5 separate regions of the Homo sapiens genome follow, and all the other regions are linked to region 1. Evidence: chromatin loops called from intact Hi-C (ENCODE). Cell type or tissue: PC-3. All regions are shown on one strand. Links, peaks and the distances in the headings refer to the core of each region. The heading gives the core; the rest is flanking DNA. Region 1 overlaps ATP8A2 (ATPase phospholipid transporting 8A2). Region 2 has its middle 3.8 kb from the start of LINC00415. Region 3 overlaps ATP8A2 (ATPase phospholipid transporting 8A2). Region 4 overlaps SHISA2 (shisa family member 2). Region 5 overlaps ATP8A2 (ATPase phospholipid transporting 8A2).

Region 1 (6,383 bases), core at 539-5,538:
GCGGATACTGGTGAACTGCTAATGCTGCTGTCTGATTGTTCTTCTGGAAGTTTTGTCTCAGAGGAGTACCCAGCCGTGTGAGGTGTCAGTCCGCCCCTACTGGGGGGTGCCTCCAAGTTAGGCTACTCGGGGGTCAGGGACCCACTTGAGGAGGCGGTCTGCCTGTTCTCAGATCTCAAGCTGCGTGCTCGGAGAACCACTCCTCTCTTCAAAGCTGTCAGACAGGGACATTTAAGTCTGCAGAGGTTATTGCTGTCTTTTGTTTGTCTGTGCCCTGCCCCCAGAGGTGGAGCCTACAGAGGCAGGCAGGCCTCCTTGAGCTGTGGTGGGCTCCACCCAGTTCCAGCTTCCCAGCTGGCCACCTTGTTTACCTACTCAAGCCTGAGCAATGGTGGGCGCCCCTCCACCAGCCTCGCTGCCGCCTTGCAGTTTGATCTCAGACTACTGTACTAGCAATGAACGAGGCTCCGTGGGCATAGAACCCTCCGAGCTAGGTGCCGGATATAATCTCCTGGTGTGCCATTTGTGAAGCCCGTTGGAAAAGCGCAGTATTAGGGTGGGAGTGACCCGATTTTCCAGGTGCTGTTTGTCACCCCTTTCTTTGACTAGGAAAGGGAATTCCTTGACCCCTTGCGCTTCCCGGGTGAGGTTATGCCTTGCCCTGCTTCAGCTCACGCATGGTGCCCTGCACCCACTGTCTTGCACCCACTGTCCGGCACTCCCCTGTGAGATGAACCCAGTACCTCAGTTGGAAATGCAGAAATCACCCGTCTTCTGTGTCGCTCACTCTGGGAACTGTAGACTGGAGCTGTTCCTATTCGGCCATGTTGGCTCCACCCCAAGTCCAGAGAAGCTTATTGCTGGCGAGCGTGGAAACATGCATGCATGGGTTTCTGTCTGAGTGCTGGAGCTCTGTAGAGCAAGGGCAGCTTGGGATGGCCTGCCAGTATGCCCTGGCAATTCTGTGTTACAGGTGCTGTCCTTTCTGCTCCTTGTGGTGTGACATGCCACAACTCATTTAACCCCCTGCCTGGGTATGTCTGACAAATTGAGAATATAGAACCTGATTTATCTAGAGTTTTGCCAGATAATGCATACGGGTGTCTGGTATACTCTCCTGAAAATATACTATGGTTATACAGAGAATTACAATAGCAAGTGACTGGGTACTTCCTGCAGATGGCAGGGATAATAGAGGCCTCCCAGGAGGGCCACTATCTCGACTGAGATTGAGATCTGAGTGAGGAGCAGAGCCGGTGGTGTCCGCACCAGGGGAGGCAAAGCTGAGCGGAGGACACAGAGCATGGTGTGTTCTGAGGACAGGGCCACAGTCAGACAGGCAGGAAGGAAGGGGTTGGTGCAGGGGAGGGTGCAGGAAGAAGAGCAGAGGGGTGCACGGTAGCCAGACCACGGAGGTCTTTGTAAAGGACAGAGCAAGAAACTTGATTTTCCTGCAGATGGGATGGAGAGTCTTTGGAGAGCTTTAATAGGAAAATGACATGCTCTGATGTCTATTTCCAAAGCTCACCCTGCCTCTCTATGGGGAAAAAATAGGTGGTACAGGGGAAAGAGTGGAGGCAGGGAGTCCAGCTGGGTGATGGGGACTTGGAGTTGGGAGTCAGGTGGACATGAGGCACACAGCTGTGTTCGAGGATGCTGGGACCTGCCCAGGGACTGGAGTAGAAGCTGTCAACTGAAGAATAACCAGGATCATACATTTGGAAGAGCTTTATTTCTCATAAAGGGTTATAGCCTGCAGGCTGGCCATTCCTCCTGCTGGGAGGCAGAGCTGAGAGGGAGGGAGGATAAGACAGGAATTTATGCTGAAATTTCTGGGTGGCTGGAAATACATATTTAATGAGCTATAGGAGGAGTCATGAATATTTATGAGAGGAGAAACATGTACAGGCACAATTGAGTTCCATGCCTCTTCATGGATTACATGTTCAAAAAATGGCAGTGTTAGCATGATCTGAGGTGGAGTTTTCAGCCCTCTGACATGAAAAGGTGCAGTGGAGGACACCAGAACCTCACTGCATCCTCTGAGAGTCAGCCAAAACGTGTCCCAAGGTGGTCGTCAGTGTTTACGAAGGGATGTGTTGTGAGACAGGTGGGCTGTCACGTGGAAGAAGTGAAGAGGGAGGGGCATCTGGTCGCAGTTTCAGATGATTGGCTAAGGTGATAAAGGAATGAGTTGTCCATTTCTCATTTTCCAGAGCTGATTTCTGCTTACTCCTTAGAAAGAGTTTTGGCTAAAGGTTAATAAGGAAGGGGCACACTGAGGCGTGTTCAACCTTATGTCTGATGTGGTCAAAAACTCCGTTTTTAAGGTTTCTCCAAGGTCTCCTTGGCCAAGAGGGGGTCTGTTCAGTTGCTTGGGGGCTTAAGATTTTATTTTTATTTCTCAAAGACCTGGGAGAGAGAAGTGTCCAAGGCACCTGCTAGAGTTTTACCTAAGCAAAGGGGTGGGAAGGTATTAGCGCTGTTGACTAAGATGGAAAACACGGGAGAAGAGGGGCTTGTGGAGAAACCACACCTCCATTCTAGCCACGTCCACTGCGAATGCAGGTGACACATGGAAGCAGCAGGAACACCCCTGAGCATCTTCATGGAGTTTGGATCAAGATGGAAGAAAAGCCCATGCGTTGTCTAAGGCTGCCTCATCTCAGAAGCCAATGGGCGGTGTAATTAGTGCTGAAAGGTGGGCTGGGGGATGACTGCATTGCTCTAGCAAGGAAGGAGGAGCAGGGAGCTGAAGGGAGACAGGTGGAGGAGGCCAAGCAACTGGCTAAGCCCATGAGGGCTAAGGGAGGCCTAAAATGCGGGACATTGGAGAGGAAATGTTCTGGAAGCTTCTACAGGCAAACTGCATTGTACTGGAAGGGGCCGATGAATAGTGCTGGGTCAAGGGTTTTTAAGTGGAATTGAGAATAAGGGAAGCAGAAAGGTGGTTTGAAGAGGCGAAAAAAGGAAAATGGACTGAACCGAAAGGGCCTTGGGAGTGTTATGGGATTGGAGAACTTTTCCTAAATAATTTAGGAGCTCCAGTAGAATTTATGTTTATGTGAAAGAAAAAAAAAAAACCACATGTTACTTAGAATTGGGAAGTTTTGTGCACCCATGTCTAGGAATTAAATTTTATATGAATTCATATATTATATATTATATATACATAATTTAAATTGTGATTTTTAAGAAGAAATCAAATCAACCAGCAAGGGCAAAATAAAAATTTTAATTATCTATTTGTTTTTCCATTATTTTTATACACAAATCTTAGAAGCAGGAACAGAGTAGTTTCAAAGGCCAGTTTCTGAGACATGCTTAAAATTGGCGCTGATAACAAAGAAACTACTATGAATGGCTGAGGTTTCAAAGTTAGATTAGAGTTCACTCTAGATCGTATTTGCTAAGCTAGTAAAGCCGTGTAGGCTTGTTCTAGCCTGTTGGCTGGGAAACTATCTCTAAACAGGATGTGGTGATTATTTGTGAATGATCATTACTCATTCTGACAACAGATCCTCACTGCATGCCCAAGGGGACATCCCCTTTTAAACATGCGTATAAAGATGACTCAAGTACGAATATCATATGTACAGCGTATCAATATTAGCTGACCTACCAAATCTGAAAATGCTTAAGTAAAGATAATACACAATAATCTAGTTATATTAAGCTATATTCGGGATCCATTAAGTAGCCTCATAGTTATAGAAAAGGATAACAAAAAAATTTTTTGGCAATCTAGTGGAATAGGGGTATGGGGTTTAAAAAGGACAATGAAAAAGTTCACTGAGCAGGAAAGGAATGGAAGATTGCTCAACAGATCTACAGGAAACCATTCCCCCGCCATCACCTCTGCATTTCAAAAAGCAAATGCAATTCCGGTCAGAAGACATTGTCTACTTCGGAGTGATATGCTTATAATCTATCTGTGTGTGTTTTTTAACTCTTACAGTGAAGCTTCAATTATATCTTCTTAACCCCTTCCCAAAGCCTTGGGAAACACTGGACATTTTTCTATATAAGCAGATTGGGTTATTTGTCCAAATGACGGGTGTTTTTGAACTAGGACATCTAGCTTCTATCCATAGGAAACCCCATATCTGGTGGGCAAAGAATAGAGTATAAATATTATGTATCTGATATTTACACTTTGGGCCATAAGTGTTTGAAACAGTTATATCTATTCATGTGAAATTTCTGTTCACATTATAGCAACAACATCAATTTAAAAAAAAAAAAACAAAAAAGAATTCCCCAAGACTGTCCATTCTGCGTGTGTGTATGCACGTGTGTGTGCATGTGCAGGCATTTTGCACCATGCTGCAAAACAGCTCCTCTTCCTACATTTGCCCTTGACTGTTCATCTCCCAAGACTCAGGTCTTCATTCTCCTCTGCACGTTCCTGTGCTTTCAACCCGTCTTATAGTGACCCCAATTCTATGTGTTCAGCCCAGACCTCTTCCTGAACCACAGGCCCACGCTGGTTGAGTGAATTTCCAGTTTTCAGTACGACATTTCCTCCTAAATGTCTGTGGTCTTTCGGTCCCTGAAAATCAACTGTCAAACTATTAACTGACTTTATACATCCTCAGCATGCACACACACACACACACACACACACACACACACGTAAATGCACATGGCAGGGGTTGGGGCACAAAGTAGATAAAAACTCCTGTCTCGAATCACTTGAACCTGGGAGGCGGAGGTTGCAGTGAGCCAAGACCATGCCGTTGCACTCTAGCCTGGGCAAGAAGAACGAAACTCCGTCTCAAAAACAAAACAAAACGAAACAAAACAAAAAAAATTCCGGTCTCCTGCCATAGCTCCTGTCTTGGTTTCAGGTTACTCATACTAGGAACGCAGAGACTTATTCTTGACTTTTCTCTCTCCCACAGTCTCCATACGCAAACAGCCCCCAGATATGGCTGCTTTAACCCTGCCGTTGCATTTGAATCTTTCCTTTCCTTCCTGCTGCCCCTCCACCACAGACCCTGCTAGGTCTGACTGCCATGGCTCTCTTCTTTCCCTTCACCTCAATCTCACATGTCACTTCCCACTAACCCCACCTGGTCTCCCATCCTCCATCCTGTCCCCTCTAAGTCTGTTCTTCATTGGAATGATCCTTTCAGAACCTGAATCACTCATGTCATTCATTCCTCTGTTCAGAAACTTGCCGTGGCTTCTGGCCTCATTAAGAGAGTAAGTCTAAGTCCTTGCAATGATCCAGACCACTGTTGATTATCCCTGCCACTGCTGTCCTTGCTCATTGCTCTCTGCCACGGTGGTCTCGTTATTCAACGTCCCTGGGTAGATTTTGTCTTTAGGTTCTGAACTTGCTGTTCCCTTTGCCCTCAGCCCTCTCGAGGGGTCACTCAGATCCTCAGCACTGCCCTCCTCAGTGGACCGACATCGACACCTTACCCTGTTTCCAAGTCACTTTTCACCTCTGGACACACTGTGGGATTTACTTATTTCTTTGGCTTGTTTTCCCACACACATTCACACAATGTATAAGCTCTATGAGGCTGCAGTTTTTGTCTGTTCTGCAGTTGATTTCTCAGCTTCTAACAGGAAGTAAATAAGTAGTTTTTAAGTAAATGAATGTGAATCTTCTGGGGAGCATTTAAAAAAAAACTGTTGTACAAACTCTGCAGATTGAGGATCCCTTATCCACAATACTTGGAATCACTGGTGTTTCGGATTTTGATTTTTTCAGATTTTTGAATATTTGCATTGGACTTACCAGTTGATCATCCCTGGTCTGAAAACCTGAGATCCAAAGTGCTCTAGCAAGCGTTTCCTCTGAGCGTCATAGCACACTCAAAAAGTTCTGGGTTTTGAAGCATTTCAGATTTCACATTTTTGGATTCGTGATGCTCAACCTATACCTTGGACCTGTCAAATCAGAAACCTTGGGGAGTCTGATCCAAGAGATGATACTTTTTCAAGGTTCCCCGGTAATCCACTGCCCAGCTCAGGCTGAGCGCCATTGCTGCCAGACAGATTTCCTAAACCGTGGACATCATCCCACCTTCATGCCCTTCGACATTCTCCGTTTCCTCATAGAATCATGCCCAGACTCAAAGTGACAGTCACAAACCCGCACCCGTTGCCCCAGGGGCCTTTTGGCCTCGTGTCCTGCCCCTCACCATGCGCCTCTTCCTGCCTGCCGGAAGCGCTGTTGTCTTCCCTTGGGTGTGTTGCTGCCTCGTGCCCTCCCTTGCCTTTGCCTGTGCTGTTGCTCTGCTGAAAATACTTTCTTTCCATTCTCTGATGGGTGAGTTGCTCAAGGATAAAGTTTGGATTCAAATGTCAGTGTTATAGTTTTCCCTAATGCTCTCTCTTTTTCCTCACATCTCCCCCCGGTAATTAAT
Region 2 (6,383 bases), core at 697-5,696, 160 kb after region 1:
CAAAGCCTTTTCCAGTTTTTGTTTTCAATGAACTGTTTTCTAATGTTACACAAATAAGATGCAATGTCTTATCAGAAAAAAATCCACAAAGCACTGGCATTCTTAATTTCTATTACTAATTTCCTTTTTGGTGCACAGCGGTTTGGTTTTATTAGGTGTACATATTTTTAGTTACTTTATTCCTGGAAGTGGAACAATTTATTTTGGAGACATGAGGCCCAGAAGAAAATATTAGAAAAATGCAAAGCAGAAAGTATAGAAAAGTTTAAGATGATTATTATTATGCACAAAGAAAGTAAAGGGGGAAGTTGCTCCAGAACTATCTTCAACAACTTGAAGGAATATTTTAGGAGGGCCCTGGGTACAGAGAAGACAGACGAGAGGAAGCGGAGTTGAATTACAGAAAAGTGATATTTAAAGAACACTCTCCAACCAGCATAGATGCAGAAGCAGTCATGCAGATGACTCGAGAGGTCAGGAGATCTCCCAAACCCTCTGTTTCTTAAAGACTCGTGAAATCACCTTTAGCTTTAGAAGGAGAGGGGGAGACTTAGGATATTACTATGCCAGTGGAGAGGGCCAGCACTGGTTAAAATCCTGGAGACTTCTTACTAGGATTTCTTTCTACCTTACTATACAGTGAAACATTTTTAGGCTTGTCATAAAGAAAACAGCAAACATGGTTGATATTTCTTCTTTTGACATGGGTCAAGCTTCCTGACTTCCTCAAACCAATAAAAAGATGATGATGATGATGATGATGATTTGAGACAGGGTCTGGCTCTGTCACCCAGGCTGGAGTGCAGTGGTGAGGTCTCGGCTCACTGCAACCTCTGCCTCCCAGATTCAAGCAATTCTGCCTCAGCCCTCTGAGTAGCTGGGATTACAGGCATGTGCCACCACACCTGGCTAATTTTTGTATTTTTAGTAGAGACGGGGTTTCACCGTGTTGGCCAGGTTAGTCTCAAGCTCCTGACCTCAGGTGATCCACTTGCCTCCGCCTCCCAAAGTGCTGGGATTACAGGCGTTAAGCCACCACATCCAGCCTAAAAAGATTTTTAAACAAGACAAAATTGTTACTGCTATTAAATGTATCTGGTAACTGATTCCAATAGTATTTCAATTAATGCTTTGGAACAATAAGCATTTTTAGTGCTTTTGAGAGTGTGAAGAAAGGGAGAGTGAAGAGTGACTTGCCGCAGGGCTGCTGCCTGGAGACCCAGTGATCTGTGGGAGTAACACAGTTCCGACTTCTGCACTCTGGAAAGCAGGAGTCAGTTTCAGATGTAGGCAATTTACATTTATAGACCAGGTCAAGCAAATTGGACAGTTTAAGTGAGCACTGAATGAATGGGAACATAAATATGTTGGGGCCTATAAATGGTCATATTTATGGAGTGCAGTAAAATCCGTATCTCTCCCCACTTGGAGAAATCTCGCCAACTGGATTGAAAGCAGTGGTCACGATACTGAGTGCTGAAACCACAGGAGAGGCAAACTCTGCTCTTGATATTGAACTTCCAACGTCTGTTGTACTATTTCAGATGCACTTGAATATTCACTATCCCATGGTAGAGAATGGGTAATAGGTGCTAAGAAATGTCAAAAACAACAAAACACAAATAAACAAAGAAACAAAACGCCCCAAACCAAAAAGCAAACCACTTCCTTTTGAACTCATTCATAAATCTCCAAAATCTATACCAGACTGCCAAACTCAGCCTAATTTTTGAGAAAATATACTCCATATGTCATTTGATAGGAAGAGAAAGATTAAGCCAACTCCAAGTAATAAAAAATGGGTAACCAGTCCCACGGCACAGCACTCACTGCTGTTTTATTCATTACGGTGGGTCCTGTTTGGTAGTCTTAGAAGCGAAACTGAAGATTGGAGCTTGGTTTACTTTACAATCCAAGTGTTGGAATACATTTAGCCTTCCAATTACAGGAAGCACAGTCCTCCAGTTGTTGAACTCTAGTGTGAGCTAGCATTGTGGTGTCTGAGTCATGAGTAGGGAGCAAGCTCACTAAGCCAGAAGTCTTTCTAAAAGATGACTAGAGAAATCCAAGAGCAGATCGTCTCCGCCTGTTTGTGTGTCATGGTAAGAAAACACTACCTCCCTACGGAAATATTCTGACATTGTTGCTTTGTCTCCAACTCACTGGAGATTCCAAGATTCCAAGAATAAAGAAAAGTTGGGATTCTGATCATTGATGTGTATCAAATTTTCACACTCCCTTAATTAATTTCGCCATGAGCTATTGATCTCAGCAAACTTCAACACTGATTGTTTTCCCACCACTAAGAAGTAGGTTAAGGGCAGTTTAAGTGCTCTAGTTTTTACTGAGTGATAAAATCATGCTATGCCTAATTGACTAAAATGAATTAGAAACTCTGTTTTTTGTTTTTTTTTTTACTTTTTATATGCAAGTAATTTCAAAATAGAGAAAAAAGTTGCGAAAATTAAGAATAGTACGAAAGAACCACTGATTGTTAAGATTCTGGGTGATCCATTTTATGTCCACATGGTGACTCGCAAAATTGAATTAACCCTGCTCCTTCTGATTTGGGGCTATCTGTCATATAGACTTGTAGACAAAAGCACCATCATTACTAGTTTTACATTGTTTGGTATGACAGAACCCAAACCATTCTCTTGCACTGGTCATTGATTTTTCCCTGTTTTCAACAAATTATTAAATCTAAATCCTATGCTTAGTGAAATACTATTTGGGCAGCCCACTGCTAGCAGCTTGGCTGACTTCACACATATTATGAGGCTGAACTTTGGGCCTAAGTGCTAAACTGAATACAATTTTAGGTCTTTCCATTCAGAGAAAAATACATGAACACCATAACGGGCCTAAGATTTCCTGGCTTTGGCTCTTGCACTCCATCTTCTGGCCAAAAGTTGGTCTTGAGAGGTTTAAACTGAATACACCCATTGTTACAATCAGTTACATAACATAGAGCCGTTGGAGCATTAGATTGATTTCAGCAAAAGAAATGCATGAATGTTATACCCATGAAAATGTACTACCTCCATAGAAAAAAGCAATTTACAGGATCAGAAGGAAGATGACTACAAAGCGAAAATGACATCCTGTGCTTTCCTGGAATGCCGATCTGTGATGCCCACATCAGGAGTATGCAGGCCAAGGTTTTATGGCCAGGTGACACAGGCAGAGAAGAAAGAGGTGGGGGGAACACTGGGGGGCAGGTGGGGGTGGGGTTAGGCACAGGGAGCCATGGTCTGATTATTGCGATTTTACTTTACATTTTAGGTAACTTTTCTCCAAGTCACCAGCTCTGAGATCTACGCATCTTGAAGACAAGAACTGAGTTCAGTTCATCTTCGTATCATCCACAGACCACACAGTTTCTTGTTGAATGAGTGAATTAAGAATGAGCCACTAATGTATTCACTTTTTAAAAAAAAATGTGCAGCCATGCTATTTAAACTAATCTGACACACAAATATTAAATTTAGAAATGTATCTAGAAATATGTCTATGTAGTCACATTTTTCTATTTGCTCCTGAGATGGAACCTATTTGTGGAAACAAATGATCTATTTAGATTTCTAATTATTCTAGACCTGGAGGGGGCTATAATGAGTACATGGTTTAAATCCAAAATTAACAGTTATCTTTTTAGTTTTTAAAAATCATCATAAACAATTCTACAGATCCTATCTATAGATTCCATATACTTTGGCCTCTTCTGGGTTTAACAATATTTGCAACATACTCTTAAAAGAGGTGAAATAATTGTCATGATGCCATGGTAGTGACTGTCTCAACAGTGAGAAACATGAAGGTTTTGGATAACTGAAGCAACAACGCATGGAGACAGGTTTCTACACAACATCAAGTTTAAATCTCCCAGGGACTAGGATCCTTTTTGCATAGATATTCCCTGTCCTTAACCTCATCTATACTTTGACTCAAGAAGCTTTGCTGATAAGTTTCACTGAGGGTTAAAATACAATGCAGGGCCAGGCATGGGGCTCACACCTGTAATCCCAGTGCTTTGGGAGGTGGGCTCTTGATCTCAGGAGTTTGAGGCCAGCCTGGACAACATGGTGAAACCCCATCTCTACTAAAAATACAAAAATTAGCTGGGTATGGTGGCTTATGCCTGTAATCCTAGCTACTTGGGAGGCTGAGGCAGGAGAGTCACTTGAACCTGGGAGGCAGAGGTTGCTGTGAGTGGAGATCGTGCCACTGGACTCCAGCCTGGGCAACAGAGCGAGACTCCATCTCAAAAAAAGAAAAAAAAAATACAGTGCAGTGTTATAACTAATTCTGACCAAAGGGAAAAATAGTGAAAAAGAAGACCTGCCATTTATCAAAGACCTACTGTGCGCCCAATATTCTCTACATACATCGCTCATTTCATCTTCTAAGCACCATTTGGGGTCATAGAGACACCCAGAGCTCAGCTTTGGCCTCGTGTTCAGCTGAAATCCTGCTGTCTGCCTTTGCTTCCTCTCTGGAAACCTGCTTTATGTCACCCCTGAACTTGCATCAGATCAATGGTCATCTACTTGCATAGGTTACCAGTGTATCTAATCATTATAAGAACATCACTGATACAAAGATGGTGTGACATTTTAATTTGTTGTTAATATTATAATACAGTTTTCACTTTTAAATATAGATAAACATTCAACATGAAACTTGGAGTGAAAAACCTCCTGTAAGTGTTTAGAGATTGGAATTCTATCAGTCAGTCAAAGTATGAATTCATACTTCTTCTTCTTCTCATTATTATTATTATTATTATTATTATTATTATTATTATTATTTTGAGACAGAGTCTCACCCTGTCGCCCAGGCTGGAGTGCGTTGGTGTGATCTCAGCTCACTGCAGCCTCCACCTCCCAGGTTCAAGCCATTGTCCTGCCTCAGCCTCCCGAGGAGCTGGAATTACAGGTGCCCACCACCATACCAGGCTAATTTTTTGTATTTTTAGCAGAGATGAGATTTCGCCATGTTGGCCAGGCTGATCTTGAGCTCCCGACCTCAGGTGATGCACCTGCCTCGGCCTCCCAAAGTGCTGTGATTACAGGCTTGAGCCACCGCGCCTGGACAATACAGTGTTCACTTTTAAATATAGGCGAACATTCTACATGAAACCTGGAATGAAAAACCTCCTTTAAGTGTTTAGAGATTGGAATTCTATCAGTCCAAGTATGAATTCATACTTTTTTTTTTTTTGAGGCGGACTCTCGCTCTGTCACCCAGGCTGTAGTGCAGTGGCGCGATCTCAGCTCACTGCAAGCTCCACCTCCTGAGTTCACGCCATTCTCCTGCCTCAGCCTTCCGAGTAGCTGGGACTACCAGCACCCGCCACCACGCCCGGCTAATTTTTTGTATTTTTAGTGGAGACAGGATTTCACCGTATTAGCCAGGATGGTCTCCATCTCCTGACCTCCTGATCTGCCCGCCTGGGCTTCCCAAAGTGCTGGGATTACAGGCGTGAGCTACCGCGCCCGGCCGAATTCATACTTCTTATTGCAAGACTGTGGTGAGCGCAAAAGTCATTAATCTTATGTAAAAGAATGCATGTTTTAGGATACATATTCTTTTTTGGGTCCACAAACATACATAGAAATTTAAATGATAATACATGGCAGAATAAAAAAGATTAATAGGCCGGGTATGGTGGCTCACGCCTGTAATCCTAGCACTTTGGGAGGCGAAGACAGGAGGATCGCTTGAAGCCAGGAGTTCGAGACCAGCCTGGGCAACATAGTAAGACCGCTGTCTCTACAAAAAAAATAATGTAGCTAGGTGTGGTGGTATGAGCCTGTAGTCGTAGCTACTAGGGGAGCTGAAGAAGGAGGATCACTTGAGTTTAGGAGGTTGAGGCTTCAGTGAGCTGTGATTGCACCACCACACTCCAGCCTCTGTGACAATGTGAGATTCTGTCTCAAAAAAGAAAAAATCACAAGGAGGAAAAACTCCCAAATCATTCTACGACAAAGTATGTTATACATCATCTTTGATTCAGATATAATAAAGACTAAAGGGAGAAACATAGAATATTTATATTAAAATGAGCCACTCAAACATCTTGTTTCTCCAACAATCACAGGTGAAAATGGGCTTTATTTATATGTTCATTAGGCAGCTGACAGAGAAGAAATCTTACTGACAGTGAAGAAATTATTGTATCTTCCCCATCATGTCAAACTTACAACATTTAACTGATACAACTTTAATGATAAAAACATGTTAATGTGGCAGGTTGAATGCAAGAATGGCTCGAATGCTCTACCCCTGCACATATTCAGACTCTTGAAATGTGACTTTGGAGCCCCTCCCGCCGAGAAGTGTAGTCTATTTCCCCACACTTAGAATCTGGGCAGCGTTGT
Region 3 (6,383 bases), core at 448-5,447, 120 kb after region 1:
GTTTGTTAGTTACATATTCCCTCGCAAACCTGGAGTGCAGACCACAGGGGAAGCTATCTTTGCCCTCCCAACTCGTCTGCAGTGCTTAGCCTAACTTTTGTTTATGTCGTTATGAAGCATTCAACTGTGCTCTGTGAGGTGTGAAATTAAAAACATTATGTTTCACCAATATTTAAACATCAGTACTAGTTGTCCTGGGAGAAAGGGAAAGGAGTTTTATGTTGCGTGAGAGGCCCATCCTGTGTAATTGGAGCAGGGCACACTTGCTTCCTGTTGAGTTAACTCAGAGGTTAAGTCCAACGGGCCACATGCAGACTTCACTGTAGGCAGGTTGCTCTCCTGCTTTGATTCCTGTTTTGTGTGTAAAATTGGCATAAACTTCTTGATTGCAGTGAAATCACAAAATTCTCTATCGGGGTGGTCAACCTGAGAACATTTATTTGAACCTCTTAGCCACATTTCCAGCAGGGCAAACCAACTGATGCCCTGGAAGAGTCTTCCGCACCCTCTCCAGGTGCACTCGGCCCAGTCCTGCCGCCGTGTCCAGGCGCCCCTCACCCCCACACCTGCTGCATGGCTGGCCACACCACTCAGTGCATGGCGGCCGATGGGCAGCCAACCCAAACCCGCGCCTTTCCTTGTTCCACTGCAGACTCAGATACAGATGCGAAAAATTCCTTCTTCCACCGCCCTTCTCGTTCTGTAAAGAAAGAAAAGAAACATAGCCTTTCTGCATATATTCTAAACGTCTCTCTGCCTCTGTCTGACATGGGGCCACCCCACAGGTCAGAGTGGTGGTAGAACCCCTTCAGGACTCCCAGCCGTGGTCAGGCTCTGAATACTCCCTTCCCAACATCCAGACTGCTGGGCCTTTGGCATCCACTTACATTAGAACCCACGTTTGTTTCAGAGCACATTTTGGACTTTCACTGTTGGGAAATGAATGAATTTATAACATGCCTGCACAGCGAAGGAACACACCTGTCGCTCTTAGCTCTAGAGTCAGAGGATGAGTAAACCCAGATGCAAGAGTATAGGACATTGAGTGGGGAGAACAAGACGACCACAGAAGTCCTCAGAAGGAGAAGGAAGGACACGGAGACACTGAGAGGAGGACACAGAGGAATCGCCACCAGATCTTTGCAGTAGAAACTCTGAAATAGGCCTTGAGACCCAGACAATTGTCATGATCAGCCCAGTGTGTATGAGAGCTTAAACAAGACCTTCACACACAGTTCTAATTGAAAAGAATTCCAAACATTTCAGGGAAACACCTTTTTAAAAAATATACTGACATGGTTTCCTTTCTGTATCCCATCAGTGTTAGACACAGGTACCTATCAGAATACGGCATATCCTGAATTATCTAAGACAAGGAAGTGAAGAGCGGAATCACTGACTTTCCCAACTGCAGAGTCCCACACTTAAATCTCAACAGAACCTAGATGTCTTCAGGCATGAATGTGAGCACCTGGAGCCCTTACTAAACAACCTGCCTGGAGCCCTGTTCTCTGCTCTGGTTGCCAAACCAGATTTTTGGATGGCCTAAATACTTGTGGGCAACTGTTACTGGTGAAAAATGGGAGTGGAGAGCATGTTTTGGATTTTCACTGTGGGGAAATGAATGAATTTATCACATGACTGTGCAGCGAAGGAGCACACCTGTCACTCTTAGCTCTAGAGTCGGAGGATGAGTCAACCCTGTAGGAATGATTGTGCTAAATTAGGAAATAACACTTTAGTGCACTTTGCTTCCTAACCCTTTTTTGTCAGAAATCTACAACCTACTGGGCATGGAAATGATTTAAAATATGATCTGCATTGACTAAGAAAACTCATCCTCACTTATGAGGTGACCAGGATGCAGAGAGGGCCTGAGGGGCAGCAGAACAATGCAATTCACAGGTGAGGCTCCAAAAAGGGCCATTTCTTTCTCCCCAAGGTGCATAGAACATTTTTAAATATCAGAGTACCCAGCAAGACGGAAGGACTGTCATGCAGGAACTCTAACACAAAATGTGCCTATGACTAACACGACAAACCAAGGTGTATGGTTTCTTTGCACACCCAGAAAGGTGATGGCCAAGATACAGAGGAGAAACGAAAACTGGAATTGAATGTGCATTAGGCATCTTAACTATTCATATTTTGTCTCATTTGGGAACTAAGCCTATTTGGAAAGAGTGGATTAGAAATTGAATTCTTTGTCAAACAGTTAGCTCTGTCTTGAACTTGAAGCCTTCCAAATCAGAATTATGTATTTAAGTGTGTGTTTGTGTTTGTTTGGGGTTTTTGTTTCTTACATTAGAGTTCATATTTTCTGGGATTTAAGGATACAGGTGTATTTTCCTATTCTCTTGAGAAGTAGACTAAACAATATTTGCAGTGATGACAGACGCACACAGAAGAAAACATTAGAAGAGATGCCTTTCTATCCTCTCATGTGGTTGAGCATTCTTACAGCCAAATGACTAAATTGGCTGTAAATTGGTTTCTAGGAGGAGCAGCTGTCACTACGTGTGATGTATAATATTTAGCCAGGGCCAACTCAGGGGCTGTGTCATTTGTCCTATCTTTAAATTGAGGTCAGAGTGTCACACACAACCCCTCCCCTGGGGCAGGGTGGACTGGACTAGGTTGCATACGCTGGCTGTCAGCTCAGCAAAAATGCCACATGGGGCTTGTCACTCCGCCAGACACTCACTGACTCACGGGCTGGCAGGTCACGCTCGGTTAGCGCTCCAGGGCCTGACTCTGGATTGAGCTAAACTGGCAGAATCCACTCAGGCCAACCCTTGGTCTACTGCTGTGTACAGACAGCCCAGTCCTGTGTTGAGTCTCTCTTCTCCTGGATGACCCTGCAAAAGGAAGAGACCAGTTGTACTGTGGGCTTAGTTCTGGGTTTCCACTGCACACTGACACGTGCCAGCAAGGGTAGCTGTGGAAAACACGTATCAGGAGAGCAGAGTAGTCTGGATGAATACTCTGTGCTGATCAGAACGGGCTCGGTCATAATTTAGGAGTGGAGCTGATGTGTCTGTCCTGCCTCAGTGCAGAATATTCCAGGCTTCTTGACCAGGGTTATGTTCACCCATCTCCCAACACACACATGCACACATGAAAACAAAAACATGGTAACTCTTTTGGTTCGGCACACCATACAAAACGTGCTTTGGGGCGAGGAGTGCTGTTTCTTTTAACACTTGTAGAGGAATATCCTGAGAAGTGAACCTGGGCTTTGGGAGAGCTCAGCTGAGAATTCTGTTGACATTTTCTTTCCCTTGACAAGGCTTCAGGTTCGTCTCACTATAGGGAGCTGGCTGTGAAAATCAGTAATAACTTGTCAAGAAGCAGTGAAAAATGCGGGGGGGTGGAAAGAGCCTAGGTAACTAATGTCTTATAATGCATATGTATGTAAATATTACAGGATTTAAGGTTGAATTTTTTAAAAAGAAAGTTATAGTCTGTAATTTCCATTTGTTATAATAATGACCTTTAATCTTGTCATTTGGAACCATAAAGCATTTTTATCAGGTACCTCTGTTCCAAGGGATTTATGTCTTAGACCATAGCTGAATTGAATGTTTGCAAAACACTGCTATAGGATAAGGTGGTCTTTAGTTTTGAACGTGTGAAAGGACTGCACACTTTTCAGCCAGGGTTTGAGTTACTGCCCAGGGTCATCGTCTCAAAGTAATTCAAGGAGTGATTTAACATCAGCATTTGAAATGTAGTCTTCATCTCCTGGGATCCATAAAAAAATGTGAACAGGGAAATGGTGGCTAAGCAGAGCCTGAAATAATAACTTGGCAAAGAAATGAGTTTATCAGGTCGAGTCAAAACATGGCATCCCCTGTTACACTCAAGAAATGTTTTCTTCATGTAAATGTTTATACGGGCATATATAATCACAATGGGAACAGTTAAAACCCCCTCCCTTCAAAAAAAGAAAATCTATATCAGTTGGGTTTGGTTTTGGTTCTTCATTGGCTCAAGGCAGTTAACTGTCTCAGTATAGCCTTCGGGGAGATTTAACCTCATTCTAGCCATTTTTCCATCCTGAAGGCCAAGAAGGACTATTAGAAGGGTTTTTGAGGGGTTTCGGAGGTGAGGGCCCAAGACCCCCATAATGACATCATTAGGCATTCTTGAAAGGTGTTAACAGACCAGCACGCTCGATGTGTTGTACCCTTCATTTATTTTTTTTTCTCAGCATCCCAAGTTGTCCATCAGTACATTCCCCTTCACCTTACCTGATCTTCATTTAATGCCCAGTCTGTAACTAATGTTCTGTTTAAAGCTCTCTTAATTTGTTGGCTATGAGTGATTTGTGAATCTGGGATGTAACCCTGAGTGAGGAGAAAAGGGCATTGAGCCAGCATAAATCTGAATGGGCAGAAGCCACAAACAAATGGGAGCAGAAAAGAAGGGCGAGCTCCCCCGCGCCGCACCCCGTGTATAATCCAGTGTTAACCTCTGAGGAACACCTCGGCTCTCCCAACTGAGGAGAGACAAAAGAGGGATTCTTTTTACACCCAGGCTGGCGCATTTTCAAGTGACAATCTCGGGCTCTAGTTGCCTTTGAGATATCCACTCTGCTCTTTCTCCCAGGCCTCAGACCAAGAAAAACATGCTCTCAAGATTAGCCCATAGGCAGTTCTTGTGACCTGGCTGAAGAAAGAAAGGAGACCTGTTTGTTTTAAAAGTCGGGCGCAAAGTGTCAGGTGGCTTTGATTTATGACAGAAAGAGGAAGAAGAAAGTTGGAGTAATAGCACTATCCAAATAACCCTGCCCAGGAAACTTGGGGGTCAAGAGAGCTTATCAAGAGCCTTTTATAGGTAAGCTCTTCCGTGTGAAAGAGAAAAGGCCGGAAAGAGGGAGAGAGCCCAGAGAGCAGGCTGCGAACTCACTTCCAATGGGATTGGAGTCTGTTGTATTCTTAAGAGATAGCCTGATATGTGGTTTATAGGTGAATCAATAAACACCAACAACAACAAAAAAAAAAAAAAAAAAAAAGGAAGAAAAGAAAAAAAGGAAACCAGCCCTGTCATGGAATTTCTCTCCTTCCCTGCACAGTAAAGACTTTTGGGTTTTCATGGATAAAATCAATGTCAGTACTGAAACTCCTACTCTCCCCTCCCGCCCCACTCTCCCCCGTTGCCCGAGATGGCCAAGTTCAGGCCTGTGCAATGCCGCTTCCCTCTGAGCCTCCCTCTCAAGGGCCACGCAGGCAGCTGCAGCAGGGCCAGCTGCAGGATGGGGCTGCCGGTCACTGAATTGTCGTTCAAATGCATCATCTTTGTGGCGTCTTTCTCATGCGAGCAAAGCCACGTGCTCTCCTGTCTGCTGTCACATCTGTGCCTGGATTGCTTAAATATTGTTTGTGATGGGGAGGTTTTAATCTGGTGATGCAGAGGGAAGCAGGGCTGTGGGGGCACGTTTAATTGGCTCCCAGCAGCGTGGGGGGTGCTTCTATGGTGTGTGGGGTTTTTTGTTGCCTCCCTCTAGAAGTGTTACCGTTTTCACGTCCTATTAATGTCCTCTGGTTGTTAAATTACAGCAGCACATTACAGTGCACTGGGTTCCCTCCTGGAGTGAATACAAACGGAGGGCATCTACTTGTATTTTTAGAAGTTTTGGGAGAATTTAGTGATTTGTGGCTTTGATCAATCCTGTTGACTGGTGTATGTCTGCGCAAACCTGTTTCAAATAAATCTTTTGTTAAAGTAAGTGATTGGACTGTTTTATTTTGGAATTTTCTTTTCCACTAATCAGCATTTACTGCCACAGGGACTGCGGCCTGTAACACAGGGGTTTGTCAGCATGTGCAGGCTCAAGGACACATACACTGCCTGGAGAGCCGAGGCCCAGGCAACAGTGTTCACTGGCAGGAGCGCAGGAGAGTCTGAGTTCCAGATGAACACATGTTCCTTGCTCTGAGGCAAGGCCCCATTTTCTAGAAGAGAGTCCAGGGGGCCACACAGAGTTTGGATTCAGTCACTCAAAGGAAAGAATGGTGCTTACAAGACCTCCTTCCTCCATTACTTCCCTCCCTCTAGTTCATCTCATTTGGCTACAAACTGAGGAGGCAGCTCAAATTCAATTGGAAAGCAGGAAGTCATGACATTGTTACTTTAAAAAGAGGAAAGACACCCCTGCCCTTTCTCTCTAGGTACAAGGAGTTGCATTCAGGTAAGCATCCATTGCCTCCAGGTTCTCTGTGATGCCTCAGCCAAGGCAGACTCCTCGCACCCGGGGTAAGGTGGGAGGAAGCTGGCGGGCCCAGATGTTGGCCCCTTGCCTGGCTTTGTTTGGGTAGCTCTCTACTTCCCCAGCAGGGTGTGACCTGGGGATGAAAGACAGCCTGTTAGATGACAGTTCT
Region 4 (6,383 bases), core at 704-5,703, 150 kb after region 1:
AAAAAAAAAAAAAAAAAAAAAAAGGTCTTATGAGCATACAGACTTGCTCATTTGTTTATGTGTATCTATGTATGGCTGCTTTTGTGCTGCTACTGCAGAGGTGAATGGCTGCTAGATACCATATGGCTGGCAAAACCTAAAATATTTACTCTCAGGATCTTTTTTTCTTATTTTTTTGGAGACAGGTTTTCACTCTGTCACCCAGGCTGGAATGTAGTAGTGAAATCATAGCTCACTGCTGCCTCCAACTCCTGAGCTTGCAAGTGAACCTCATGCCTCAACCTCCCAAATCACTGATACTACCAAGTACGCCACCACGCCCAGCTAATTTTTATTTATTTTTTCTTTTTTTGTAGAGATGGGGTCTCGCTATGTTGCCCAGGCTTGACTGGAACTCCTGGTCTCCAGCGATCTTCCCGCCTTGGCCTCCCAAATTGCTGCCATCACAGGGGTGAGCCACTGAGCCCAGCCAGACTCTGGATTTTTACTGAAAAAAAAAGCTTGCCAATCTTTAGGCTGGGTGACATCTGAGATCCCTTTAAATTCCAAAGTTCTAGGAATTCCACTTCCAGAGGTAAGCAGGAATCCACCATCAAAGACAATACAGGGAACACCCATTAGCCTCATAATATAATGATTCCAAAAGAACTGTTTCTTTTGTGTTGTCAACATGTCAACCTGTAAAATAATACTCACTGACTCAGAACATTCACGTAAGTTTCCCAGATATTACTTTGAAAAATAGGCTCTTGGTTCTAGAAAGCAACATTCATAATTTTTAGAAATTTTATTCTATTAACAGGGTTGACTAGACCATCTGAAAAATTACCAAGTACAATGAAAATGAAAAAAGAAACCCAACTCCGCTAGGAATTCACATCATAAAATATTTATTAATAAGTAAAATGATTTTCCCCTGCCTTTGGTTATTAAAAAATGAGTATCATTGATGATACCAATTGCCAACACTGGTTTTACATTATTCAGTCATGAAACAGAATAGAAAGATGATCGATAGATATCTATAGACATAAATGTGTAGAAGACCATACCATACAGCGATTTGTTTAATTACAAAATACTGGTTGTGCTAGCAGTTGGAAATGTACTTGCACATCCTTAAAGTTATCTTTTTTTATATAAGTAAAGAACACACAAATAAATTCACTTGAATTTGATAATTTGGAACATTGGCAATGAATACAGTGCCTGTTGAGGCCTGAAAGAGAGAGGAAATCAAGAACAGTGTGGGAGAAGAAAGGCAATCCTTCGTTGAAAAGCTTTTCTCTTAACAATCCTTAGTGCCTGAAAAATAAGCCATTTTGATAACAAGAGTATAAAAAGCCTTATGATCTGCAAAGTAAATCGTATCTGGTTTAAATTTCATCCCAAGTCTCAGGTTATGGCTGAGGAGCTATACTAAGTATCTTTGTAACACATTTCTTTGAATTTTTATAACTAAGACAAGAAAATTTTTTTATCAGATCTAGGCAGAAATACTGATCTTCATTTACAAGTATAGTAATTACTTGCACTCAGGACTATATAGACATGGGGCTCTGAAAACCAAACAGAAGGAAACGCCAAACCATAACCACAAGGCAAAATTAAAAGTAACTCAGAGAAGCAGCGGGTGATAGTTTATGATTTCAATATAAAAAAGAATGCATTACCTCTCAGATGTCACCTTAAAGCCAGAAAATTAAGATACAATCAAGAAGGGGATGAATGGTTTTATGACTATACCACCTACTACTTCAAGATTAAAATCATCCCAGAGTTCTGAAATGTCTTCATTAGTTAAGTAACTATACAATTTATTTCAGTCTCTTTTTAATGTAGAAAATCACTTTGTAATAAGATCTCTACATAAGGTAAAAAAGCACAAAATAGGCCCCCAAAAGCACAAAAATAGACAAAATATATATATCTTTTTACAATGAAATTAAGGTGTGCCTGTGGAATACTGAGACTGATGACTGATCTCACAGAGTTCAAACAGGTTTCCTTTTAGAATAGTCCTGTTATTTGCGTCTTCCCCTTAACCTTGGATGCATTAGAAAAAAAAAAAGGCTCAGGCTGGGGGCGGTGGCTCACGCCTGTAATCCCAGCACTTTGGGAGGCTGAGACAGGCAGATTGCTTGAGGTCAGGAGAGTGAGACCAGCCCAGCCAACATGGTGAAACCCCATCTCTACAAAAAATACAAAAAATTAGCCATGGGGGCAGGCACCTGTAATCCCAGCCACGTGGGAGGCTGAGGCAGGAGTGTTGCCTGAATCCAGGAGGCTGAAGTTGCAGTGAGCCGAGATCGCACCACTGCACTCCAGCCTGGGCAACAGAGCAAGACCCTGTCTGATTAAAAAAAAAAAAAAAAAAAAAAAAAGTCCCAGGTAAAAGGGAGATAACAGGCATTTTGATCCTGTGCAGTCAACAACAAAAAAGAAATAATAATAACAACATAATAAAAATCCTTAATTTATCAGTTTATAAAATTCTTTCGTCAACCATATCTCAAGGGCACTTCGGACTCAAGCATTTGTTATACACCCATCAGCAACATCACAGTCATCTCCAGCTGAGGCCGGTTTTCCATCATAAATCAATGATACCCTGGATGAAACATATCCAGAAATGCTAATTCGGAGATGTTTTCATACAGTCTGGGGGCAAATGAAGCCATCCAAAGGAATCGTGCCATAAATACCACCGACATGTGCGGACTTCCACCTCGAGAATCCACCCCTGCCTTCGTCTCCCTTCAGTAAAGGAACCCACCAGTGACTCTCGGTTATACAGTCACCGCTGGGTACATCTTCTGTTCACTGTTGGTGTGAGGGAAGGGGGACTGAATCTGCCTGTAGCCAGGCTGCAGGCCGTCCATGAAAGGTGGCACAGCTGTCATGGGCACAGAGTCGTGCTGCACCGTGTACCCCACGTATGGGGGATGCAGATACTGCCCTTGATGTGGCACAATCTGGGTGGCCTGCTGACAGTTCAGCACAGAGAAATTCGTGGGCATGTTGACATACACGTTGTTCATGGTCCCTTCCGGCAAGCAACAGTTGGTCTGTGACCTTGTTGGGGGCGCCCGGGCCCCTGAGTTGGCGCTGGAGCTGGAACTGGCAGCTGTGCTGGACTGGCGTGAGGACGACCCCCGGGAGGTGCTGGCACTGGGGATCATGGGGATGGTCTCCATCAAGCGGTTACCCCCTGGGGCTCGGCTCTGCTGGGGATCCTGCTTAGGCCGGAGACATCTGCAGCAACAGGCTGCCACCAGGGACCCCAAGATGATAAAGGCGACAAACACGGAGCCAACAATGAGGAACGGCACGTAGATGGGCACTGAAGCAAAGGACAGAAACACAACATTATGATCTACTCTAGGAACACAGTACCAATCGCCAACTGGCAATGGCAATGAATGAATGAGCAACACTGATACCCACAGCTGAAGGACCTACACTGGGCTAATTTGTTCACATATTAGGAGTCCATAAGATGCACCATTCTTTATCAAGTGCTTAGAAAGGTCCTAAGACCCTACAGGCATGGCAGGTCAGCCCCTAGAAGCAAACTGTTAATATTTAGTTCAACTTGTCAACTGCAAGACTGACTGAGCCAGATATCCGATTTAGCAAAAGTATGGGTTTAACAGGTTAAGACAGTTATGGTTCTAAACTTCCTACCATAATCAAACTGTCCAAACTTAAGTCTGCCCGACCATATTGTTGTAGGATCTTCATAGTAATAATGACTTCAACTTATTTAAAAGTCTTTTTTCCCCCAGAAAGTTATTTAAGTTCCTTGCAAATTTCTTTTTACCATTTTTTAGCAAGTTCTTTTTTCATAAGCAGTTAAGTCAAAAATTTAGGCCAGACTCTAAGTCACTACCATTTCCAAAAGGCAGATGTACAAGAGGTAAGGCACAGAAGGGTCAAGGAGGGGTTTAAAAAAGACCCTCTTCACTCTTCCTTAGCAAAAGCCAGGGTCCTTGGGTGGCATTGGGTCCAGGTGATGGGGTCTGTGTGGAGGTGGAGGGAAGTTATTCCAGGCATTGGGCCATCCTGAAACAATGTCCAAGAGCAAACATCAGGAGCAACAAGACGTGTTCCAGAAAGAAGAGTCACCCACAGCAAGCCAAGAAGGCAAGAGTACACAGGGAAAGCCCTCAGAGCATAAAGCAACGGCCATCACACTTCACCCGGGAAGCTGATTTTAAAATAGAAAACCATAAAAAGTAAAAATAAAAACCTTTTGATAAAACCACTAGCAAACTCCATTTTAAAATTAGTTTCTGGCGGGGCACGGTGGCTCACGCCTGTAATCCAAGCACTTTGGGAGGCCAAGGTGGGTGGATCACCTGAGCTCAGGACTTCAAGACCAGCCTGGCCAACATGGTGAGACCCTGTCTCTACTAAAACCACAAAATTTAGCTGAGTGTGGTGACGCGCACCTATAATCCCAGCTACTCTGGAGGCTGAGGCAGGAGAATCGCTTGAACCCAGGAGGCAGAAGTTGCAGTAAGCCGAGATTGTGCCACTGTACTCCAGCCTGGGCAACAGATTGAGATTCCATCTCAAATAAATAAATAAATACATAAAATTAGTTTCTTAAAAAAATCTTTTAGGAGCCATAGAGAGGGCACTACAAGGCTTTAGAAAATAGACGCAGGTTGACAGGGACAGAATCAGATGGGAGGTGCCTGCAGAATGCCTCTGAGCCACTTTTGTGGAATTCTACCCTATGTTACCAAGAGCCTGCATTTTCTGATGTGTTCTTGCCCCAACCTCCTGGCTATATTTTTGGGAAATACATAAGCACAGGGGTGGATTGGGTCTTACTGGTCTTGGCAAAGCATAATGCCAGCCCAGAGTCGGATGGGGCAGCATTTTAGGAAGGAGACCACGCCTTTGAGGTCAGCTCTATGAATACCCTTTCATCATCCATTAGAGCAGCCGGGCTTTCTAATTATGCTCCTTTTCACTGTTCTGGTATTGCTGGAGTCAGTGTTTTTAAAGTATAATACCAGGTGGAATTATGGAGAAATAATGCCCTGTAAGTAAAACAATACTTTATAGGTATTTAACCAAAGGCTGACTGTGGAATATTTCCTGGAGTTTCAATGCTGAACAGAGCAATTTCTATATATAGCGCCCCTTTAGCAGGTAGAAACATTTGCTACAGTGTCTGCAGCACAGCTGGCGCCCAGCAGTAGAACTGTCCTAATTACACTATCACTTCAGGCTAACTACGGATCACTGGAGAAGTGGATGCAGGCTTTTTCCTTGGCGTGTTATAAATATTTCATTCTCTAAATTAAGACACCAGCCCTAAATATGTTATCAAAAAATAAATTAATAGTAGTAAAGCAGGAAAAAAAATGTACCCCAATCATAGCAGAAACTAGCTGAAACCAGCCTCAGTCCACATAATGAGTTTTGGGGAGAAATAAGTGTTCTCTTTCCAGGATTTTTAATTGGAAATGTAAATAACTACACAGGGATAAGGAATGTAACGCTACTATAAGCCCCCCGGCAGGCTTAATTAGGCATGTTGCCCTTCACTGCAGAAGAAAAGTGAAAGAAATACAATTTTTAGGAAAAAAACGTTTAAAAGTAGCATGAAGAAGGCATCCATGCACAACACAGGGCGTCATGAGAAGTCTCGTCCTGAGAAGTCCCGACTAATCCAAAGCCATCCCAACTTTTTGGAGACCATTAATGAGCCCAATCTAGCAGACATCTCACTGTAGCAGTTCGGGGTCTGGCTCCCTTCTCTGGGCTTTCTTCCATGGCCACACAGTCTGCGAGACTGAGCTTGCGTTTTAAGACTGCGCTGGTTCTGGAATTACGCTCTCTTCAGATTCAAGACAGCAGAACAATAGGAGTAGCATGCTAATAAAATGCTTGACTGCGAAAGGGAACGGCACTGAAAAGAGCTGTCTCTCACGAGGTCCTGGGAGGCAGCTCTATAAACACAAACTACGCTGTGCCAAAGCTCAAGCAGCCCGAACCCAGGCTCAGGATGCTAGCGAAAAGCCTCCCAGGTAAACACAACGGGCCCACAAAGAGGAGGAGCCGCCCCCTCGGGGACACGTTTGCCATTTTACCTCTACACCTCCCCTCCCCCGAAATAAATAACACACACACACACACACACACACACACACACACACACGGAGTGACTGGTGTAGACACCCCAGGGAGGCATTCCGGAAGGTTTCTGAAGAGTGAAGTGCAACCTACCAAATTCTTTCACGGGTTTACTTTCCAACTCTGGCTTTGGCAATTTGAAAGAAAAAAAAAATCAAAGCCACAAAGAGCAAGGCTGGGCACTGCTCCGATGTTACACCTACTAAGTCTGACGTGGTAAGGAAAACAGT
Region 5 (6,383 bases), core at 441-5,440, 63 kb after region 1:
GTATTTAATCTCCTGAAGGCAAGGACTATAACCTATTCATCTTCCTTTCCTGGGTGGGGAGAACCACCATGCCTTGTACCAAGTAGCGATGACATGGGTCCTGGCTCCATGAATGAACGGGCATTGAGAGAAAAGGAGCTGATGATGAGTGAATGGAGGAGCCTAGTGAGGCAACGTTTACTCCTCAGTGAAGCAGTGTTGGTGACTCCAACAGCTCTCTTTAGGAAGGATTTAAGACAACATCCTGTTCGGAAGGGGCTTGAAGCACTTTATAAAAGAGAGGCAAGGGCACACGTCAAACTAGAAGAATGAAAGTAAGAAGAGAGAAGGCTGCAGAGAGGAGCAAGCCCCATCCGTCCCCCTGATGGTCCTGCCAGTGCATGGGTTACCTCTCATTGCATTTAGTGCGGTCTGTTGTTTTTGTGTTGTGAAATATTATCCTTGATTACATTATGTTGCTCTGTTTTTGAAAGAGAAAGTATTCAAGCAAGTGTCACTTCTATTTCTTGCAGGCAACTATGGTCCTGAGCTCCGCACACTTCTGGTTGGGATTATTTCTGGTTCCTACTGCCTGTTTGATTGAAGATGTGGCATGGAGAGCGTAAGTTTAACAGTGAAGCGGGGACCCTAAGTCTGGCTCATCTGTCCCTGGAATTGTCTTTCTCATGAGTCCTGCTACAGGGTATGAGAATGACAGGAATTCGGAAGAAATGGGTCTCCTGCCACCTGCCAGAAATGAAAAAAAAATTTTTTTAGTTTAACTTGTGCTTCATCTTGATATGAAAATATAGACAACCATAACAATAGAAAAATCAGCTGGGCATGGCAGCGCATAGCTCTAGTCTCAGCTACTTAGGAGGCCAAGGTGGGAAGATCACTCGAGCCCAGGTGTTTGAGGCTGTAGTGAGCTATGGTCGTGCCACTATACTCCAGCCTGGGCCAACAGAGCAAGACCCTGTCTTTAAATAAAAAGAAACAAAAAGAAAAGAAAAAATACAGACACAAAGGAGCCCTGAGAGAAACTATGAAGATCAATAGGAATGTTGCCTTATATAAAGGCAGAGTTTCTGAGTACACACCCATTCCATCAAATTGAGAAAGTATAACTCAAAACTCATCTCTCTTTATATCATAAACTCAGTGCTAAGTGGTCACGGATATGGCCTGGCTTCACTTCCCATGCTTAGAGGGAAGCTATGTATAGGTAAGTCATTTAAAATTACAAGAATGAAGTACTCTTCATTTTTCCAAACAACTCATAGTAGGAATACTTTCAGTAAAATTCTTCTAGAGGATTAGTTCACAGGTCTGTGAGAAAACCAGTCATGAAGATGGCATTATCATGTAGGTTAAATAGGAAATCATTCATATTAAATTTTGCTTTTATGTTTTAACATATATTGTTTTCAAGATACCTTGTTACAATATAAAAGAAGCGACTAAGTTCCAAGGTCATGTAAATTTTAATTTTATCCATGAGCAAAAGGAGGGCTGCTCCAAGTAAAATAGGACTGATTTTTGTTTTGGGTCGACCCAATTTCTCCTACAAATAGGTGCCAACTTCTCTGAAAATTGAGACTCCGAGCTCGGCTTTACTTTGGGCAAAACACAATTATTTTGGGGCTCTGAGATAGAGAAGTGAGACTTTAATCCAAACCTTCCAGGGAAAGACATCAGATTTCATTTTTAGCCCTCCGTTCCTCCCACACTCAGAATTTTTCTTGCCTGACAGTTATGGAAGTCTTTTGAAAAAGTCCTCATTTTGGCATTATCTTGACAACCGATGATACCTCATGCAAATCTAGATAGAGGGGGAAAGAATATTATAACATGGATTTTCTTTTTTTTTCCTGTTCACTAAGTTTTTTAACTGTTAAAAAATTAAATAATTCTCATTTCTTAAATTCTTTGATTTACCATTACTTCCATTTTATTTGGTAAAACCATATTCTGCAAATAACAGAATCAGAATCCTCAGAAATGAAAAGATTACAGCCAGAAAAAAATATTTTCTTAATCTAATAGATGTACCATAAGAACATAGTAGTTTTGGCCAGGCGCAGTGGCTCACGCCTGTAATCTCAACACTTTGGGAGGCCGAGGTGGGTGGATCACAAGGTCAAGCAGTCAAGACCATCCTGGCCAACATTGAGAAACTCCGTCTCTACTATAAATACAAAAATTAGCTGGGCGTGGTGGCGGGCACCTGTAGTCCCAGCTACTTGGGAGGCTGAGGCAGGAGAATCGCTTGAACCTGGGAGGCAGAGGTTGCAGTGAGCTGAGATCGTGCCACTGCACTCCAGCCTGGGCGACAGAGCGAGACTCCGTCTCAAAAAAAAAAAAAAAAAGAAAAGAAAAGAAAAAGAAAAAGAAAAGAAAGAAAATATTAGTTCTGTTATTTGCTCTTTCAGCCAATAGGCCCAATTGTGACACAATCTAGTCCCTTGCTGAATTTGTTCAAAATCTTTGTTTTGCAAAGATAAGTCAGTTTTAGATAAATAGGCCACATCAGCTGGCCTTTTCTATTTATAGTGATTGAAAACTAGTAACATGATTATAAATTAGTTTATTTTAATTCAGCTATCTCAAATTAGTGTCATTAAAACAATTCTATTGAGACTGTATATTTGCAGAAGACTTTAGCAATAGTCTCTTCCATCTGAAAGAGAATGTTTATAGATTACAAAGTGTCTGTGCTTCTTTGTCCATTTTCTGGCTCTTTTCCAGTGCGTTCTGAGTAATCATTCCCTGTCATCACAAAGCAAATTATCTATTCCCTCAAACAGGACTTGTTTTTGGTTTCCCCTGGCACTATAAAATTAGCACCATTTACATTTTAACAAGGATAAATCAAATGACACTACTCCCAGCTTCACCACATGGAAAGAGTAAAAGTCACTTCCTTTCCAAGGAGCTTGCCAACTGGGTCAGAGCATAAACCCGGGCTCTGCAGTGGAGGTGCCCGCAGGGCAAGCAAGGAAGGCTAAGGGTCGTCACTCTGCAGCAGGAGCACTCGGCCACCCAGCACCTGGCACCACGGGCCCAGAACTCAGCTTTTCCGGGGAGCCAACAGCATCTCAGCTCTGGGCTGAGCCAGAAAGGCCCCTGCTGAATTCCAGAGGTGCTTTCTAAAATGGATTTTTGTCTTGTTTTATTTAGGGGAGCAGGGAAAATAGCATATATTGGCTGTGAGCTGGAATATTTGTCCGAAGCACATATATGCTCAATTTGTAATATCTATTTAATATCTAAACTACCCTCACCCCTCTCCTCAAAAACAAGACATTTTTCAGTTTATTGGTGCATTTTCCCTTTGATCGTGAGGCCCATATTATGTCTCATATTATGCTCCAAACCCGAAGTATTTGTTTTTGAGGCAAGTAAATTCGGAGGCTTCTCACAAAAAGAGAATGCCTATTGTGAATCAGTTACCTCTGAGAAGCTACAGTGCTTCACTGAGATTTCTCTTTCTGAACTGCAGCTTTAGAAAACGCTGTTGGCTTCTTCTTCCCATGCACTGAACAAAAATATTAATCCTGCTTGTCCCGAACCACCCATCCTTGGATTTGAGTTGTCAAGTATCTACTGAGGCACGATATCTGTGATGCACCTTGGGGTTCCCAGAAAGGGTGTGTATTTGAGAGTGGGCACAGGGGCAGCTGAAGACCCTACCCTGTGATGGCAGCATGTGGTGATGCCGAGAGAGCTTCCACAGGGGTGCTGCGGGCCTCTCATCTTGCCTTGGGCCCATCTTAAGGATGTTTTATTTTGTTCTGAACTTTGGTGGTTATCACTCTCTTTTGAAAGGGCTTTTAGACCAGGCACAGTGGCTCACACCTGTAATCCCAGCACTTTGGGAGGCCGAGGTGGGCGGATCATCTGGGGTCAGGAGTTCAAGATCAGCCCGGCCAACATGGTGAAACCCTGTCTCTACAAAAATACAAAAATTAGTTGGGCATGATGGCGAGTGCCTGTAATCCCAGCTACTCAGGAGGCTGAGGTGGGAGAATGGCTTGAACCCAGGAGGCAGAGGTTGCAGTGAGCCGAGATCGCACCAATTGCACTCCAGCCTGGGCGACAGAGTGAGACTCCATCTCAAAGAAAAAAAGGCTTTTAAATTCCAGATTAAGGCAGGCCTGCCTTTTCAAGTATATTTCTGTGAGCACTGAAGAAAGTGAGTTGCTCCATCTTTCTACATTTTCCCCATTTCTTTGCCCAGTTTCTCGCTTCCATTTCAGGACCTGAGCTGTTAAGAGTAAGAAAAGAGAACCAGAATGAGGTAATTCAATCACTTTTTCCATGAAGTCTGTCAGCTTTCTGGATGAAGATCCATTATTAGACTATCTTAAGTCAGATTTGGCACGCCATAAAATGCCTACGCTATTATCCTGCTAACCAAAATTTTCATATGGGACAAAACTAAGCTACCTTTTATTAAAATAATTGATTGATTATATGTGATACCTGGCTAATGAGTAATTTTGTTAGATGCATGAAGTTTAAATTGCCCAGAACTATTTTAATATCCCTGCGCTTATATTCATCCAAAATGTTTACTGATGACAGCATGCTTAGGTAAGCTGCCACATACCCACTTTCATCTAGGTGAAATTTGTTAGTATTGCTTTATAAAAATAATACAAGCTCAAGGCCACTGAACACAGAGGAACCCATTTGCTTTTATCTAGCTGTATCTCCTGTATTTTACTGTACATCAACAATACAGTCCCCGATTCCAGAATGACTTCATTTCCTTATTATAATCCCAGATAGGCAGTTAAATGGAAAGAAGAGGTAATGAGCAATTTCTATACACAAATGGGCCTTGATTTCTTTTAACTTTCTAACTAAACTAATTTCTTTTGCAGCACGTTACATTTACACTTCCATCCAGGTTTAGAATTATATGTTTCCTTTTGACTTGCTGTTCTTGCATACAAAAGAAGAGTCCAGGGAAAGAGTTTCAGAAAAAAAAAAAAAAAAGGATGGAAAGTTCAAGATCCTTAAACAGTCTATTTCTTTTAAAAGTCTCTGAGAACCTGGAGACACCCTTAGGTATATCTGAAGACCCACAGACAACTTTCACACTCTTGAGTCAGTAGCCAGCACCCCAACTCTGTCCCTTCTGTGGTCATCCAGCCTCTCGATGTGGGGTTAGATGAAGCAAGCCCTGGACCACTGGGCAATAAGCCATTTACAGATAAGGGACTTACTCTGTCAAAGCTATGACTCAGAACACGCCAAACGCCAGCTCCTGGTAAGACCTAAGTGACATGCCAGTGGCTAATGCTTAACAACTGACTTTATAACCTATAAATATTAATTTTAGACCACTCACATGTAGCCTTTAGACAGGGGAGATTTTAGAATCAGTTTTTCTAATTCAGGCGTTATTAGATAAAGGTGCTTGGGAACAGGGTTTTAAATTGCCAGCCTCCCTTTACTCAGGTGCTGTTAAATGCATGCAGAAAGAGAAGTTGAATCATCCCCAGCATTGCAATTCAGTGTTTTCCAATAGCAACAAAGTTCCCAGGCTAGCTCACAGGGGCTAAACTAGTGGAAATAGTATCAAATTGCTGAGTAACTCTTGAATATGGGCGCAGTTTCATCCCCTGAGAGCACGCACAATGCCTGGGAGCACTGACATGCTCAGACCATTGCCCTCTGAGGCCATGTTGTGATTGAGTAAAAACCAGCAGCTTCCACAGTGGGTTGGATTCTGACCTAAGCTGTAGGTTCCCAGTGGCCAACCTTCCTATTCCAGCCTCCCACTTAGGAACCCCCTTTCCTCCCAGCCTGGGAAATAACAATGGGGTCTGTTCTACCCCTGTGCAGGGGAAAGGGGATAGGGAGAGAGAGGGAGGGTGATGGTGGAGAGAGGGATCCTGGAAGAACCAGCGATGCTGCTCATCCTTCAGGAGTAGCCAGGCTGTTCTAGGACCCATGCAAGCCCATGGCTCAGGGCAGGCGGGGCAGGCACTCGGTGGCTTTGTTGTCAGTCTAACCCCAGAAGCCCAGGAGATAAAAGACCACTTTTGGGGCCCCACATGTTACATAATAATGAACGGGGTACATTTTAACATCGTTTTTGACTCTCCTTTCCAGCAAACTGTTAGATATTTGCTCATTTCTTGTTTAAATTAAAATTCCACAGGCTCTGCTTTGAACTGCAGTATTTTATCAATCCTGAGTCTCAGGACACTGTTTGATGGAATTAAGTAAGGTATTATGTGTTAAAGCCTGTGTGGCTTTCCCTTGTTTACTTTGGGGGAAAGGATGACAGGGGCATATACAGTGTCTCAGTGCTAATACTCCATTATAGATTAACTCGGAGTGTCGGGAGATGGCTCACATTATCTTAACAGGCTTTCTTTCCTTGAAGG

Evidence for each region. Hi-C counts contacts between places; a loop is a spot of excess contacts. Peaks named below come from ENCODE experiments on the same cell type or tissue, not always from the same donor. Only the 100,000 strongest peaks of a DNase experiment are listed, where the experiment ranks them.
Region 2: a loop joins it to region 1, with 10 times the contacts of the local background. A loop is called at or near these places in 6 of 110 quality-filtered maps.
Region 3: it touches region 1 in a loop (2.8-fold over the local background); 4 of 110 quality-filtered maps call a loop at or near these places.
Region 4: it touches region 1 in a loop (4-fold over the local background); 5 of 110 quality-filtered maps call a loop at or near these places.
Region 5: it touches region 1 in a loop (2.6-fold over the local background); 8 of 110 quality-filtered maps call a loop at or near these places.

The regions. Positions count from the first base shown.
Region 1 is chr13:25,898,338-25,904,720 of GRCh38, forward strand. The region is part of intron 33 of ATP8A2 (ATPase phospholipid transporting 8A2); the gene reads left to right. Among named protein-coding and RNA genes, the nearest start is that of SHISA2, 150 kb to the right of the region's middle. RefSeq lists an enhancer at 4,751-4,870. In PC-3, for the core only: no CTCF peak of the experiment used is centred there; DNase peaks (open chromatin) are centred at 3,484 and 3,804; H3K4me3 peaks cover 475 bases; H3K27ac peaks cover 2,405 bases.
Region 2 is chr13:26,060,138-26,066,520 of GRCh38, forward strand. No RefSeq gene overlaps it. Among named protein-coding and RNA genes, the nearest start is that of LINC00415, 3.8 kb to the left of the region's middle. In PC-3, for the core only: CTCF peaks have their summits at 2,111 and 2,904 (motif pointing left); DNase peaks (open chromatin) are centred at 2,034 and 2,904; H3K27ac peaks cover 1,341 bases.
Region 3 is chr13:26,020,121-26,026,503 of GRCh38, forward strand. It overlaps ATP8A2 (ATPase phospholipid transporting 8A2), which reads left to right. Exons shown (of 37, transcript NM_016529.6): 37 at 1-5,731. Among named protein-coding and RNA genes, the nearest start is that of SHISA2, 29 kb to the right of the region's middle. In PC-3, for the core only: no CTCF peak of the experiment used is centred there; DNase peaks (open chromatin) are centred at 1,571 and 2,631; H3K27ac peaks cover 2,921 bases.
Region 4 is chr13:26,043,724-26,050,106 of GRCh38, forward strand. It overlaps SHISA2 (shisa family member 2), which reads right to left. Exons shown (of 2, transcript NM_001007538.2): 2 at 874-3,343. The coding sequence ends at 2,790. Among named protein-coding and RNA genes, the nearest start is that of SHISA2, 5.1 kb to the right of the region's middle. In PC-3, for the core only: no CTCF peak of the experiment used is centred there; no DNase peak of the experiment used is centred there; H3K4me3 peaks cover 756 bases.
Region 5 is chr13:25,961,063-25,967,445 of GRCh38, forward strand. It overlaps ATP8A2 (ATPase phospholipid transporting 8A2), which reads left to right. Exons shown (of 37, transcript NM_016529.6): 34 at 513-601. Among named protein-coding and RNA genes, the nearest start is that of SHISA2, 88 kb to the right of the region's middle. In PC-3, for the core only: no CTCF peak of the experiment used is centred there; DNase peaks (open chromatin) are centred at 2,749 and 5,229; H3K27ac peaks cover 840 bases.